Regions from separate parts of the Mus musculus genome. Here region 1 is linked to region 2. The links are chromatin loops, found by intact Hi-C in ENCODE. Cell type or tissue: heart. All regions are shown on one strand.

Evidence for each region. Hi-C counts contacts between places; a loop is a spot of excess contacts. Peaks named below come from ENCODE experiments on the same cell type or tissue, not always from the same donor. Only the 100,000 strongest peaks of a DNase experiment are listed, where the experiment ranks them.
Region 1: it touches region 2 in a loop (2.0-fold over the local background); 2 of 42 quality-filtered maps call a loop at or near these places.

The regions. Positions count from the first base shown.
Region 1 is chr12:4,453,531-4,461,530 of GRCm38, reverse strand. All of the region lies in intron 1 of Ncoa1 (nuclear receptor coactivator 1), which reads left to right. Gm51963 reads right to left here and starts at 1,928. Exons shown (of 1, transcript XM_030247018.1): 1 at 1,433-1,928. The coding sequence starts at 1,867. The coding sequence ends at 1,499. In heart, a CTCF peak has its summit at 387 (motif pointing left); no DNase peak of the experiment used is centred here.
Region 2 is chr12:4,388,318-4,396,317 of GRCm38, reverse strand. All of the region lies in intron 2 of Ncoa1 (nuclear receptor coactivator 1), which reads left to right. Among named protein-coding and RNA genes, the nearest start is that of Gm51963, 67 kb to the left of the region's middle. In heart, CTCF peaks have their summits at 3,443 (motif pointing right) and 5,399; a DNase peak (open chromatin) is centred at 4,047.

The sequences.
Region 1 (8,000 bases), 65 kb before region 2:
ACCCTTGTCATGGCTGAGCAAACAAACTTGTGCTCCCTTCTGCCTCTGTCCGTAGAGGCGCTGGGGGAAAACATCCTATGATCTTGATCATTACTACTTTTCTGGTTTTGTTTGTTTGTTTGTTTAAACATGTTCTTTACACGGGAAGTTTTTTTCTTATTGAACACCCATAGTAATAGGAGGCACCAAAAGTTGTTCTCCAAGTTCCTCTCCATCAGGAAGGTTATAATGAGGCCTGGAGACATGGCTCAGTGGCTGAGTGGCTGGTTTCTCTTCCAGATGACCTGGATTCAACTTCTAGCACCCATATGGCAACTAACACCCATCTGTGACTGCCATTCTGCTCAGTGGCTCTGATGCCCTCTTCTGGCCACCAAGGGCACCAGGCATACTTATGGTACACAGACATAGATACAGATAAAGCATCTATATGCATAACATAAAAATAAATAAATCTTTAAAAAAACCAAAAAGATTATAATTTCTATAAGGCGGTCTCTTCTGTCTTAAACTATATACAAATTAGAAAAAATAAAACAGTGCAAACATGTCTCATGGGAGTATGTATTTCAACATGCACATGTTTAGCACTTGCTTGAAAATTATTGTTGTTGGCTTGTTTCTATTTTTACCTGTAATCTGTCCCTCTAGCCCAATTGTAAATTACAAAGGGGAGAGATGATTTCTCTACTAGTCTGTACTCTAGTGCTTTCAGAGTTCTCTACTCATAGTGTGTATTTATAAAGCTGTCACGATGGTGCTTGGAGACTGGCACTTCCTGCAGGAAGTGGATGTGAGTTAGAATTGGTAGGATTTGGAAGGATGCTTATGGCATTGTTCCATGGTACATGAAAATGGGGTTGATATGTAGGCAGATAATGAAGCTTCAATGTATATTTTCTGGAACATGAAATAGCTTCTTTGGTTATTGTGGCTTTTCCCAAAATGACACGTTACTTCCTTAGGTAGTCATAGAGTGCTGCATAAGGGGTCAGAAAATCCAGACAGAAGACATAAGTGAGCAGAGGATGGCTTTGCTTGCCAGACCAATAACTAACTTACTATCTATCTATCTATCTATCTATCTATCTATCTATCTATCTATCGCTAATGAGTACACTGTAGCTGTCTTCAGACACACCAGAAGAGGGCATCAGATCTCATTACAGATGGTTGTGAGCCACCATGTGGTTGCTGGGACTCGAATACAGGACCTCGGGAAGAGCAGTCAGTGCTCTTAACCACTGAGCCATCTCTCCAGCTTCAGAACTAACTTTTTTTTTTTTTTTTTTTTTTTAAAGACAGGGTTTCTCAGTGTAGCCTTGGCTGTCCTGGAACTCACTCTGTAGACCAGGCTGGCCTCAAACTCAGAAATCCGCCTGCCTCTGCCTCCCAAGTGCTGGGATTAAAGGCGTTCACCACCACTGCCCAGCCCAGAACTAACTTTCTGAAACTGCTTCTTGGTGCCAGCAGCCTTGGTGACCTTGAGCACATTGAATCACACAGTCTTTCTCAGGGGCCTGCACTCTCCAACTGTGACAATGTCTCCGATCTGTACATCCCTGAAACAGGGGGACAGGATATAATGGAGATAGTCCCGGCGGATGACGATGGTCCTCTGCATCTTCATCTTCATCACGACACCAGACAGGATCCGACCTCGGATGGAGACGTTACCAGTGAAGGGGCATTTCTTGTCTATGTAGGTGCCCTCGATGGCCTCTTTGGGCATCTTGAAGCCTAGACCGATGTTTTTGTAGTACCGAGGGAGTTTTTCCTTGCCGGTTTCTCCCAGCAGAACCTGCTTCTTGTTTTGAAAGATCTTAGGATGCTTTTGGTAAGCACGCTCCGTCTGAATGTCTGCCATCTTCCCGGCCGCCGGAGAAAAGGAGAGGCAGGGCTGCTCCCGGCTTCCTTATTCACCACGCGAGGTCCCAGAACTAACTTTCTTTATTGAGGTGAATATGAAGATAGGAAGACCCTGTTTGAGAGTTGTTGAACAACACTAAATCCTTTATATCTGGCTAAATATAATTTTAAAAAGATTTATTTATTTTATGTGTATGAGTGTTTTACATGCGCGCGCGCGCGTGCGTGTGTGTGTGTGTGTGTGTGTGTGTGTGTGTGTGTGTGTTGTGTGTGTGTATGTACTGTGTACTTGCCTGGTACCTGCAGAGGCTATAAGAACCTCTGAAACTGGAGTCATAAATGGTTGTGAACCATAATGTGGAATGGAATCTGTTATCCTCTGAGCTCTTTTTCCAGCTCCTGAACACAATTTTTTTTTATTGTTAAACCATTTGTAAAAAAGAGCTTGTAAGTGCTGAATTTTAACCTCTAAGTCAATGAAAGAGTAACTTTTACTGTTGTCTCTACTATAAACAATAAGCTTTACCCTGCTTTTGTGGAGTAGATATTTGAAACTCACACAAAGTGACTATTTGCTGTGATATAAGCTCTTTAGAGCCTTCCTCCTTCCAGCACCTGGTTGATAAGATTATAGGCTGAACAAGAAGGAGTGCAGGGCTTTGGGATACCAGTGGCAACGTTTTGACATCTGAAAATGTATCTGTAGTATCTCTGGAGGTCTTCACTTTTCTCTTACCCAAACTGTTTCCTTTTTGTTTACCTTTCTAATGCTTGCTTGATAAGGGCTATTGAGGTATTGTTAAAATTCTGACCAGTTATACATAACTAGGTCACTCCCTTATTTACTGTTCCATTGCTATGAAGACACACCATGACCAAAACACCTTATAAAAGAAAACATTTGGGGTGTGTGTGGGGGGGGGAATCACAGTTCTAGAGGGTTAGTCCATGACATCATGTCAGGGGAGATGGGAGGGTGTGGTTGTAGGGTGGGACGTAGGGGTAGTGTATGATCTCAGGCACGCAGGGCAGACACTAGGGCAGTAGCTAAACACTTACATCTTATCCCAAAACTGGAGGTCGAGAGAAAGCTAACTATAATGGCATGGGTTTTTGAAATCTCATAGCCCTCCCCCAGTGATACACTTCCTCCAAAAAGGCCACACCTCCTAATCCTTATCAAACAGTTCCACCAACTGGGGGCCAAGCATTTAAACATGCAAACAGCAGGAGCATGGGGGGGGGGCATCCTCATTCACACTACCTCACGAGTGTAGATCTTTATAGGTGATGAAACTATTTATTTTCCATATATAGTTTCCACTTCTGTTCTAAAGTTATCAATCCTGCACTTTCTAGAACTTGAATTTTTTAACCATATTACAATATTTTTTTCTCTTTGAATCAAAAAGTAAACAATATATATAATACTTGGCTGCATCCTAATAATAAATCCAAATGAGTGAAAGTATATAGAGTTAAGAGATGAAATTTCAGAAAATATGTTAATTTAGGCTATCTAATAGTACCTGCTCTTTATTTTTTGTTTTAGGTAGTAGCATGGTCTTTAATAATGCCCCTTTCCCTTGGATATAGTGATTGTGGCAAAATGGATAGTCATGTAACCAAAGCAAAGCAGTTTTAGTGTACTTACCTGAGATTCAAAACCATGTAGGGTGAGGGGCCAGGCTTATCCCATTGGAATTGCTAACCTGGATGAAAGTAGAAGTAGTACCATGAGGTCAGTGATTTGCTGTGGGAAGGAATGAGGCCATTAGTTTTCCGTCACTTTGACAAAACATGGGAGAATATCATCTCAAAGCAGGGAATATTTAGTTCGGCTCATGGTGTTGGGCCCCAGTCTCTTGTCTGTTCTTTCTGGGACACTGTGAGGGAGAAGGCCATGGCAGGGCTCATATGGTAGAGTAAAGCTGGATGTGGAATGACACCCAGACAGCAGAGAAAGAGGACTGGTCCTGGAACAAAGGCATCCCTCCTAAGTCCCTTGTCTAACAACTAGGCTCTGCCTAAAGTGTCTACTATCTCTTAGGAGCACCACTTGTCTCAGAGTGCCAAGCCTTTGACACATGAGCCTTTGGGGGAACATTCCAGATCCGTACACTAAGAGAAACCAGCATACAGACTGCCTGAGCCAGAGATTCACAATAATCACTCTTTTATGTACTCTGGTGTGCATGAGCACAGAGCCTTTGGACACTACTGAACCTTAAATAAGACCTACCCATTATTTCTCAGTTAAATGACCTAATTGGTTGCTTTATTTGCTAGTGCTAGTGTGAATTGGGTTTCTGGCTTTTGGAATTTGAAAGATTCTTGACTATTCTAGATCCTTGTTGGTACATCTATTGCTCACATACACATTCACTTAGACACAAAAAAGAAAAGAAAATACCTTATATGTTGTTATTGGCCTTTTTTTTTTTTTACTTACACTCATGGATATTTTTTGTCTGCTAGAATATGTAGGAGCCATTTTATCTTTTCAATGGGTAACTAGCCTTACAATTGTATATTATGTTGTTTATTTAACCAGTTTCCTTTTCATGAATATTAAGATAAAGTTTTTTAGATACCTGCTTTTAAGAAATATGTATTTAATTTGTGTGCATTTGTGTATATGTGTGTGGGCACACGTGTGCTGACACACTTATGGAAGTCAGAAGACACCTTGTGGGAGTTGGGTCTCTCCTTGTCAGTCTCCATGTGGGATCTTAGGTCCTCAGGCTTGGCAGCAATCACCTTTAACAGTTGAGCCATGTTGCTAGCCCAAGTCAAACAGATTTTCTGTTGCAAAATATGTTTCAGTAAATATCTTGTATCTGTTTCACATTTATGAGAACGTGTCCATGAGATTATTGGATAAGCACCTGATGTTCATTCAAATTTTCACTTCAAAGGCTACATTAATTTACCTTTCCACTAGCAGCATATAATAGCAGCTACTTTCCTTGCCTTCACTATGTTTATCTGTCATTTCTAGTTGGACATATCTGCTGGTTGAAGATGATAACCTTGTAGTTTATAGTACTTTGACTATTGGTAAAGCTGATAATCTTATCAAATATTTATTGTACTTAGGATTTCCCATACTAAAGTTCTAGTATTCAGGTTTGTTCACTATCCTTTTGAGCTGCTTGCCCCCTCCACCCCTTTTAAAATTAATTGTTTCTTTTATGGGCTTAATATATTAATGTTCTAGTTGTGTTTACACCAACAAGGGATGGCTTTGAAAGCTTGCTAATTACTTCTTTCAGAAATATATATAGTCTACTTCAAAACTCCTATGTATTTCTACATATATCTCTAGATATTCAGCTGACATCTTTGATAACTATCTGTGGAAGCCTGTTAAGTAGTCTATAGGTGTTTAACTTAGTTAATTTTACGACTGAACTGAGGTTTTGGAAAGCCTTTGACAATTTTCTATGTCAGAATTTTATGATTATTCTAGCCAAGCATGGTAGTCTCATATTGTACATATTGTAGTCTCAGAATTTAGAAGACAGAAGCAGGGGGATTGCCAGTAGGAGGCTAGCCTAAGCTATTCAGTGAGTTCAAGGCCAGTTTACATAACTAGTGAGATCAAAGCCAAGGGTTAAGGATATAGCTTAATGGTAGAGCACTTGTCAAGCATGTACAAGGTCCTGTGTTCAATTCCTAGCATCATGCACACACATGCTGTGCATGCGCGTGTACACACACACTCACACAGAGTTATGACCACATTGTGTTGAATGCTAGGAATGAACTGTCTGCTAGTTAATTGGTAACTCCTCAGAACTATTTTCAGTTATGGCCCTTTACTTATTTGGCTAGCTGCCATGAAAACATAGGTTGGCTGGCTACTTTGACATGTTACCAATTCCTTAATTTTTTATAAGAAAATATTCTGTACTTGATTGACTATGGAATATATGTACATATGCATATGCTATCATTTAGCTTCACTCAAGCAAGTGTGTATCTACTTCGGCACTGTTGCTTAATCTTTTAAAATATACCTAGTAATCAGAGTTATCATTTCTTGGAGAATTCCGGAAAACATACTCAGTACATTGCTTTACAGCCAATCAGTTTTTACCTGGATCAAATCAGAATGTCTGAGAACAGGCTGTGTTGACGACATTGTTTAGAGCGGGGTAAACTTGCTCTTACAGAGCTTTCTTCAGTATAATGCAATCAACCTTTACTGAGAGGCATTAAAACAAACAGCATTGTGAAATTGACTACACTTCTTATTGTGGCTTTCTCGGTGAGGCTTTATCTCCTTTATCGTGGTGCCCTTGTCAGTTTTGCTACTACTGCTACTACGGGAACTATTAACAGCTGATCTGAGGGCTGATACTCATACAATGAGACAAGATTGGATAGACAAATACTCTTAGCCGAGGCAAATGCTCATGCCCTCACCTTACTGGTGAGGATGCATGGTGTAAGGGTTAGGCGCTGGGCGCTGGAGCTGGACTTCCTGAGCCTGGCTGCTCTGCTGACTCCTGGACCGTGCAGCTTCACCTGCTGGGGCTGTAGCTCTTCATCTAGAAAATAGTAATAATGGCAATTATAGCTACTTCCTGAGTGTTCACAGGAAAAGGCTTAGCGGTCCTGCCTGGGGGTGGGAGGCTCAGTGAAGATGAGCTATGAGTATTTTCTTGTTTTGTTCTTCAGTGTTGTTAACATTAGAACACTTGTACTAGACTGTCCCTGATCATGGTGCCAGGACAAGCTGTTTTTCCTTTGACCAGCTTGTTTATACTACATAGTCATCACAACTCCAGAGACTTGATGAGATTTCTCTCTTTAGTAGGGAGCTTGGAGCCTCACAGGTGGCCTTTCCCTTACAATGGCATGTGAATTTGTGACATATGATTTAAATGGTATATTTACTGTTGACTTAATCTTAATAGTCTTCATTTTCTTTCTCTTTTTATTAGTTACCTTTGTGTAGCTGTAACCCTATGTTTGGCAGAGGCTATTTAAATGAACAAGGATTATTTTGGCTTATGATTTCGTGGGCTCCATCCATGGCTTTTTGGCTCTCATGGCAGTGGGTGTGTGTGGCAGAGGAGAGTTACTTATCTGGCACACCAGCTGCAGAGAGAAGAAAAGGACTAGGGACCCAGTGTAACTTTCAAAGTCACACCACAGTGGCCTTCTTCCTCCACCTGTGTTCACTCCCAAAGTTTCCACAACCTCCCGAAGCAGTTACCACAGCTGAAGAGCAGTACCGCCACAGGACTCTGTGGCAGACACCTCATATTGAAACCGTCACAAACTGTAATGCAGCCCTGTGAGCTGTCTCAAATATTGGGGGTTGGACTATGAAAATGAGTGATTTGTATTCTAATGCATGCTCATATTGAATTGTCACATTAATTCTCATTAATGATTACTCCTCAATAAGTCCATACTAAAATGTCCATTTCCCACCACAGTAGGTAGACTGCTTCTAGATCAGTCCCTTTTAGAGCCAATCCTGTTGAAGGCATGGATTTTCTCTCAAGCTTCAATTACATACATGTTCCTTTGTGGCTTCTCTTGTATTTTATTTTTTTATTCTTTGATCTTTGCTTCTGCCATCTCTTACAGATTTGAGAGTGGAGCTCATTTTAACAACCCATGAGTCTGAAGGCTTTGGAAATAATCTCTAGCATAAGTTTACTCATCCTGCAGCATAGGCAGTGTGAAGGCCTCCTGTTGTTGCTCCGTTTCTTTTTCAAAAGCGTGTCAGTTTATTGATTTACAAAGAAATGCTCCAAAGATAAAGCTTCAGGTTATGCCACTCGTGTATCTGCTCCCTCAGAGTGAAGTACATGACATTGCACTACAGCCTCCTTTTTTGTGAGACTTAAAAAAAATTAAGTCCCTCTCCTCCTTCCCCTCCTTCTCACTCCTCCCCTCTTCACACTCCCTTTGTAATTTTATCTTTTGAAGAACCTGGGTGGTTTGCCCTATAGAATTTTCTGCAGTCTGGATTTTGATTTAGTTTACCATGCTGCTGTGTCCCTGAGTATCTGATAAGTTGATATTTTGATGTAAAACCTGGCTAAGGTTTAATTGTGGGAGAAGAGTACAAGACATATGTAATATCTAGCTATTCCTTTACGATGTTA
Region 2 (8,000 bases):
CGTTCTCTTTCTTCTCCTTTTGGAACTTTGAAGACAAAAAAATGATGTATTTCTCTAATTGTTCTTCACTTCCTGTGGCTCCCATGATTATGTGTCTTTTCAGATTTGATTGTTTCTATTGATTTGTCTTCAAGTTCACTTTTCATTCTTCACGAATCTTCATTTGCTAATAAGTTAATCCTGTAAGCTTAATTTTGAATATTGTATTTTTACTTCTGAAATATCCATTTGTAACTATGTTCTGTTTCTTTGCTAAAGCTCTGTGTTTTCCATCTGCTTCAGCTGTGTTCATAGCTGTGTTCTGGACCACTTTCCTGTTGCTGCTGCTGCTGCTGCTCGCAGACCCTTCCCGGATCAGTCATGTATTTGCAGCAGCTTGGTAGCAGGATTTACTAATTTTCTCACCTATGTGGAGATTTTCCAGAAATGGTTTCATTCTTTCATAATGAGAATATTTTAAAGACAAATTAGGAAAATATGACTAAAGAAGAAAATAAAACCATTTGAGCTGTGTATGCTCAGTGTTTTTCTCTGTAAAGCAGAAATAATGCCAACAAGTTACTTATTGTAAAAATTTTTACATAGGAACATATGGGTTGAATATACAGCCCTAGCCAAAGAATATGACAGATGTTCAGAAAATATTTAATTTGCTTTTTTTCTGATCATGGCATTTTGAAATTATTACCTCAACAAAGTAGCATTTCAAGGGAAAAATCACTCTTTAAAGAAAATGCTAATATATCTCCCCTCCCCCACAGTTCTCTAAGTCATCTTCTTTAATATAGAGATCACCCTGTTTCTTGACCTTGGCTTAGCTTTTCTAGGTGAATAAACCCTTTGTTGTTAATGAGGAAAATGGACTGTGGTTGTACTCGTACCTTACAAAAGCATTAACTCCAAGGACATTCTATGTCTAAAAATGTAAATTGTGAATTCATAAAGCTTTAGGTAGAAAACAAACCTTCATAGCTTAAGGGTAGGACAGAGTTCTTAGACAAGAAACCAGCAGTGTGGTCTGTTAAAGAAGAGTGGCAGATTGAGCTTCATAAAAATTAAAAGCTTTTGCTACAAAAGACACCATTTTGAGAATGAAAGTACCATCTTCAGACTGAAAAGTATTTTCAAATGACATACCTAGTAAGGACTTGTATCAAACTCATGCAAAGAACTCTCAAACCTCTATAATAAAGAAACAGCCAATTTCAAAATGAACAAAATGGGGATTGTAGGAGATGGCTAAAAGTCAGTAAGTGCTTTTTTTTTTTTAGTTTTTTTTTCCGAGACAGGGTTTCTCTGTGTAGCCCTGGCTATCCTGGAACTCACTTTGTAGACCAGGCTGGCCTCGAACTCAGAAATCCGCCTGCCTGTGCCTCCCGAGTGCTGGGATTAAAGGCGTGCGCCACCACACCTGGCCAGTAAGTGCTTTCTATGTAAACATAAGGACTTGAATTTGGATCCCTAGCATCTATTTGAAAGATTGGGTGTTATAGTCCCAGTGCTGGACAGTGGAGGGAGAAGCATGCCTGGGACCTGCTGCGCAGGCAATTTAGGCAAATCATGTGCTTCTAGGTTCAGTGAGAGACTCTGCCTCAAAAAAATCAGAGGGTAATTGAGAGCTTGTTTGGAGGTTCTATCAGGGGAGCGCAGCTACTCATATGCCCTCAACCAAAGACAAGTTCTCTTCTATTGGGGAAGGTTGTCCCTTCCATCAACTGAGGACTGGCCAATTGTGCAGCTTCAGGAGGGCATACCTGCCTAGACAGTCAGATCAGATGAATCAGCCCTGGCGATCAGTGGGGTGACAGATGTTGCACCCAGATTGCCCTCACATTCCAGAGGTAATTGAAAAAGAATTTTCATGTTAGCCTCCACAAATATAATCTGCACAGACATGACATGTACTAACACATACACACAAAGTTAATCAAACACAGATATTTCATCAAAAGTTGGAAGTAAGTGCAATTGAAAAGATAGTTGAAATTATGAGCCTTGCAGTCTTTCCACTGCCTCAGGGAGATTCAGATTAAACCCACAATGATCCACTACTAAACAAGTACTTAACGTAACTAGTGTAGGAAATCAGGACAATACAATGATCCACTACTAAACAAGTGCTTAACGTAACTAATGTAATGTAGGAAACCAGGACAATACAATGATCCACTACTAAACAAGTACTTAACGTAACTAATGTAGGAAATCAGGACAATACAATGATCCACTACTAAACAAGTACTTAACGTAACTAGTGTAGGAAACCAGGACAATACAATGATCCACTACTAAACAAGTGCTTAACGTAACTAATATAGGAAATCAGGGCAGTACCAGGACATCCAAGATGCAGAAAAACTGGTTCTCTTGAATACGGCTCAGATCAATGAAAATATTACATATGTATAATTATGTTATTAATTAGTACTGGAACAAATTTCTATTCTCATAGAAGTTGCAAATTTGGACAAGATTTTCATATATTCCACTTTCCCATAGTGGTAACAACTTACATTCAACCTTGGTCCATATCTTTAATTAAGCAATACATCCGTCTATGTTATTCACAGCCACACATGCTGAAAACAGCCCACATGGTTGTGAAAGTATGAAATGATAAGTGTGGTAAATTCATAAGTTGATGACTAAGCAGTGAAGGACTTTATTGACACATGCAGCAGCATGGGTCTGTAGCAGTATTGTTCAGGGTGAGAGAATGTGGCCGCAGGCAGTTGTACACTGTGTGCTTCCACTTGCCTAACCTAGTATATAGCAAAGGACCCTGCTGATGGAGAAAAATCACAGACCAGGCATTTAGGGGAGTTTGACATATAAAGCATGAGAAAGTGCCTTGGTTTGGTGGGGTAGGTGAGTGTAGAACTTGTAGTTTGCACATAATGGTTGTTTTAAACTTCTATGCACATATTTATATTCTTAGAACTGTACTTTAGGAAGTAGTTTACTGCATGGTCACTTACTAACACTATTTAACGGTAGATCTAAAGTGAGAATAAGCAGAAGAGCAAAAATGATAGGATGTAAAACTAAACCCTATCTTGTAAGATGTATGGGTTTTAAGAGTTTTGAGGAGTTACTGAATGTTAGAAACAGGTGAATGAGCTTCTTAGAGTAAATCTCAGATTTAAAATTAGATTAAAATAAAGTCTTTACTCATGTATTAATGAGTGTGTGGGCACGTGTGCAAGTGTATATGAACATGATGAGGGACTCACGCCACAGTGTGAAAGTCAGGGGACAACCTGGTGAAGTTGGTTCTTTCCTTCCATATGTGCACCCAGGATTGGATTCAGGGTGGTGGCAACAAGAACCTTTATCCATGGTGCCATCTTCGCAGCCCCTAAAAAACACAACCTATTCTTTGTTTATTATTGATTGTTTTTTAATTTTATGTTTGTGATGTGTCTGTGCACTGTGTGCATGCCTGGTACCCAAGCAGTCCAATAGAGGGTGCTAGATCATTTGGAACTGGAGTTACAGGTGGTTGAAAGCTGCCATGTGGGTGGAGGAACTGAACACCTCCCCCACACCCTTCTCTGTAAGAACAGTAAGTACTTTTAACTGCCAAGCCGTCTATCTACCTAGCCCCAGATTAACACAGATCTGCTGTGGGTTAAGACACTGTGGCTCAGGCTGCCCTTGAACTCACAGCACTCCTCTCTCTACTTCCTAATGCCAGGATTACAAATGTGTTACCATGCCTGCCTTTCTTGTGTTGTACAGCCCACTCTATACTTGTAAATAAATAAATAAACAAATGGGATTTAGTAATTTATATTTCATCTAGAAATCTAGTGGATATTTTGGTTTCAAAACTATTGCCATCTTTTTGGGGGGTGAGGGGTTAAGAGTTACTACACTGTGCTAGCTTGCCTTTTCTTTCTTTTAAAGACAAGGTCTCATATAGCCCACACTAGCCTCAAATTAGCTATGTAGCTGAGGATGACCCTGAACTTGTCATTGTCCTGCCCTCACCTCCTGTGGTCACAGCATGCTGGTGACTGACCCTGAGCTTCTTGAATGTTAGGTCAGTGTTAGGTCTGCCAGCTGAGCTGCGTCAGCAGCCTTTAACGGTGTTATCTACACAGCTCTTGAAATGTTACTACACTGGTCCTGATTTTGAAAATAGCTAAAAATAGAATAATGAACTCTTGTCTGTCTCAAACAATTAGAACACAGGGCCAACTTTGTTTTTACCCTCTTCGACACCTTTTACTCTCATATTTTGAAACAAATACAAGCATCATGTCCTTTCGTCTGTAAATACTTCACTATGGCCCTAGAAAAGGTAAAGTTGTCTATTTTTTTAAAATACCATAATCTCAATATAATACAATTATTATAGTTAAAATTAATTGTTAATTATTTACTATTAGTATTCAGCTTTCAAAATACATATAAATAGTCAGGTTTATCAATATTTTCCTTTATACACTATAAAGGAAACTATATTCACTTACATGTTTACTAAAACTGGTTAGAAAATACTTTATACAATTCATTATCTTACCTATTTTTAAGTGTTAATTCATATTACCATGCCAAAAAAATCTCCAGAATTTCTTTTGTATTACTTCACACATAACTCTGTAACTTTGGTACCTTCTCACTCCAGTTAACACTTTTTTCTAATGATGAGATTTAATTTCAGTATTTAATCCATTTGACCTTTCCCCCTTTTTCTGTTTGCTGGTATAGTATGTAAATCACATTTACTCTTACTCCATTGGCTTGCCATTTTTGCCAGCACCATTTACTTAAGGGAAAGTCATTTTAGTCAGGATATTGTTGCTGTGATAAAACACCAGGGCCACTCACCCAGGGTTGCCCCACCCCCCAGTAGGATGGGCCCAATCAACATCAACATCAATCAAGAAAATGCACCACAGGCTTGCAGACAGGCCAGTCGAATGGGAGCATTTCCTCAGTTGAGATTCCCTCTTCCAGATGACTCTAGCCGGTGTCAACTTGAGACGTAACAGTACAATAGTCTTTTTGAATAGTTTCCTGGTCCTAGAGTGCGAAGGGTCTTGGTAAATACTACAGATTTTTGAGGAAACCTCTGAACAATTAAATCCTAGGTGTAAGTGTAAAACAGAAATAGACCAGTTATCAAGAAGATTGAAAATAAGCTTCAGATTAGTTTACTCTCTGGAGTTTTTCCTACTGCCAATCAGAAACTAAAACTCTTTAAATAAAAAGCAACATCATTCATACTCTCCTTTTGTTGTTGTTTCAAGTCATGGTCTTATACCCCAGCAGCAGACTTCAAGCTTACCAAGGAACAGGAAACCAGAGAAAAGAGTTAGGAATACACAGATGCATTGCATTCCAGGACTGCAGTGAAAACGTGTATAGCAGTTCCTTCTCCCTCCTCTGTGTGTCATGAGAAACCAGCTGTCACGTGAGTTGGTTTCCCATCATACGCAAAGCATGCTTTTCCTACCTTTCCTGTGTCTTCAGTTTTCTGAAGCTTAACCGAGGTAAGGTTCTATGGGAATTATTCTTGATACTTAGTTGAGCTTTCTTTAGTTTTAGATTACTTAAGCTTGCTCACTCTCCCTCCACGTGTGTGTGTGTGTGTGTGTGTGTGTGTGTGTAGGTTAGAGGGCAACTCTTGATAGTGGATTTGATGTTCCACCACCTTGTTAAGGGAAGGTCTCAGTTTCACTTGTTTGCTGACTTTTCCAGGACAGGTAGCCTATTTGCCACTCTGGTGCTGGAATTACAGTGCATCCACCCTCCTCCAGCTTTCGTGTGTGTGGCTTATGGGAATCGAACTCAGATCCTCAGTCTTTCTCAACAAACACTTTTACCCACTGAAGCATCTTGCCACCAATTTACCACCCCGATGTCTTTTGTTTGTTTGTTTGTTTAAATCTGGCCAATTGTTACCTTTTGTGAGATGATGCACAGATCTGAAGCTCGCTCTGTTTGCTTTCTCTCTGTTGTTAAAATTGCAAAGCTTTATTGTCTTTCAGGCCTGCAATTCTTTCCTCTGCACCCATCCATTCAATTTTTGCTTTTAGCTGTTGGGTTGAGTCTGAAATCTCCCCTTAGTCCCTCCTTATGGCCTCCCTTGCTTTGCTAATGTCCCTATATTATTCCTTTGGATTTTGTTTGTTTTGTTTCAAATATGTGAGAAAAATAAAGACAGAGAGAAGGCAGACAACTCATTTCATCATGGCCAGTCACAGTCCCTTTTTGGATAATTTCAGCATCTCTAGCATCTTAGTATCTACAGATCTTCCTTTTTCATTCAGTTATAAATGTTCATGGTTTTTGGTGCTGGAGAAATGGCTTTATTGGTTCAGAGCCTTTCATAGAGACCCCAGTTGGGTTCCTAGCACCCATATCAGGTGGCTCACAACTACCTGTAGCACCAACTCCAGGGAAATCTGAAGTCTCTTGACTCCTCATGTACCCACACACACAGATCTAAAAATAATAAAAATAAATCTAAAAATAAATTCCTAGTTTTTGAAATAAGTGATTTTCATTGGATATTTGAACATTATTGGTATTGTATTCTGAGATTCTCAATCTATTTAAATGTCCCAGTTTAGCTGGATATGGTGGTAGAATCTTTGAACTTCTAACACTTGGAAGGCAGAGGGAGGAAGATTGTAAGCTTGACACTAGTCTGTACTATGCAAAGTAACATCCTGTCTCAAAAAGAAAACTAAATAAACCCCGTATTTAGCCTCTGCCATTGTTGCTTCAGCATGGGAAGGAAGGCTGATGTCTGATTACCCGTGGGTAGGAGTTCAACTCCCTACTTGCCACTCTTATTACTCAGCTTGGGGGTTGGTTCTCTTTCTTCCTGGTTGAGAGAGGCAGGGGTGCCTCATTAATATCCCCCATGTGGCCTCTGCAGGGGCATATTCCCATTACTGTGTAGAGGTAAAAGGCCTAACTCACAGAGGCTTCCCCTGACACCAGCCTGTGGCAGAGAGGGTAAGTGACAATGTCAGGCATTCTGTATAGCCTTGTTACCAGCTAGCAGGCAGGCTTCACTGCTGGGCTCTGAGATGCCTCTGGCTGGGAGAGCTGGCCTTCCTGCTGTATCTTGAGGGGGGGCTTCCATGTGCCCTGCATTGGCAGTGGTAGAATAGAAACCATCGGACTCTAACTCACCCACCCCTGACCTACACCCACACCCAATTTTTTTGTGTTTGGCTAAGTAAAATAGCTTTTGCCCATGTTGTCTTGTTCCTGATTGTTTGGCAAGGGAGAACAGGGTTTTGTTTTGTTTGTTTGTTTGTTTGTTTGTTTGTTTGGTGTTTTTAGGGAGGTCTTGGCTTCTAGGTGTTTCCAAGTTGGCAGCTTCTTTGCTTCCTATTCTATCACATACAAGGTACAAAAGAAAACTCACAAATCTTCCATGTGCTTTTCCTTGAATTATGAGATCCACAAATGGTCTGTAGTCTCTCTGTTTTCAGTTTCCTTATGGATGTGATAAGTATGTCTATAGCTTTTACTTTTACTTACAAGGAGAAATAGGAAAAGGTACCTCCTTCCTAGAGGTGGAATTCAGCAAGTACTTTTCATTTCTTTTCTCTTTTCATGTCTATGTCAAGTGTGTGTTTGTGTGTGTGTGTGTGGTGTTGGACCGCAAACCCAGGACATCATACAGGCTAGGCTAGAACTCTACTACCAACTCAAATATTTTTAATTTTCAGTTGCTTTATTTTTATTTTAATTATAACTAAAATTCCCCTTTCTTTGTGTATATTTGCTTGATTGTTGCTGTGGCTCATTTCTAGGACTTTAGCTTATTTTAAATGAAAATATAGTTTACTTTTAAGAAATGTTTTGTATTAAGAGTGATAATTTCTATATTCCATTACACACACACACACACACACACACACATGTTCTCTTGGTTTGCTTGCGTCAAGGGTAGTGTATTAGTTACACTTTTGTGTGTGGTGCTGGGAGTCCGAGCAGTTACAACTGTCTTAAAGAATGGCGGTTTACTG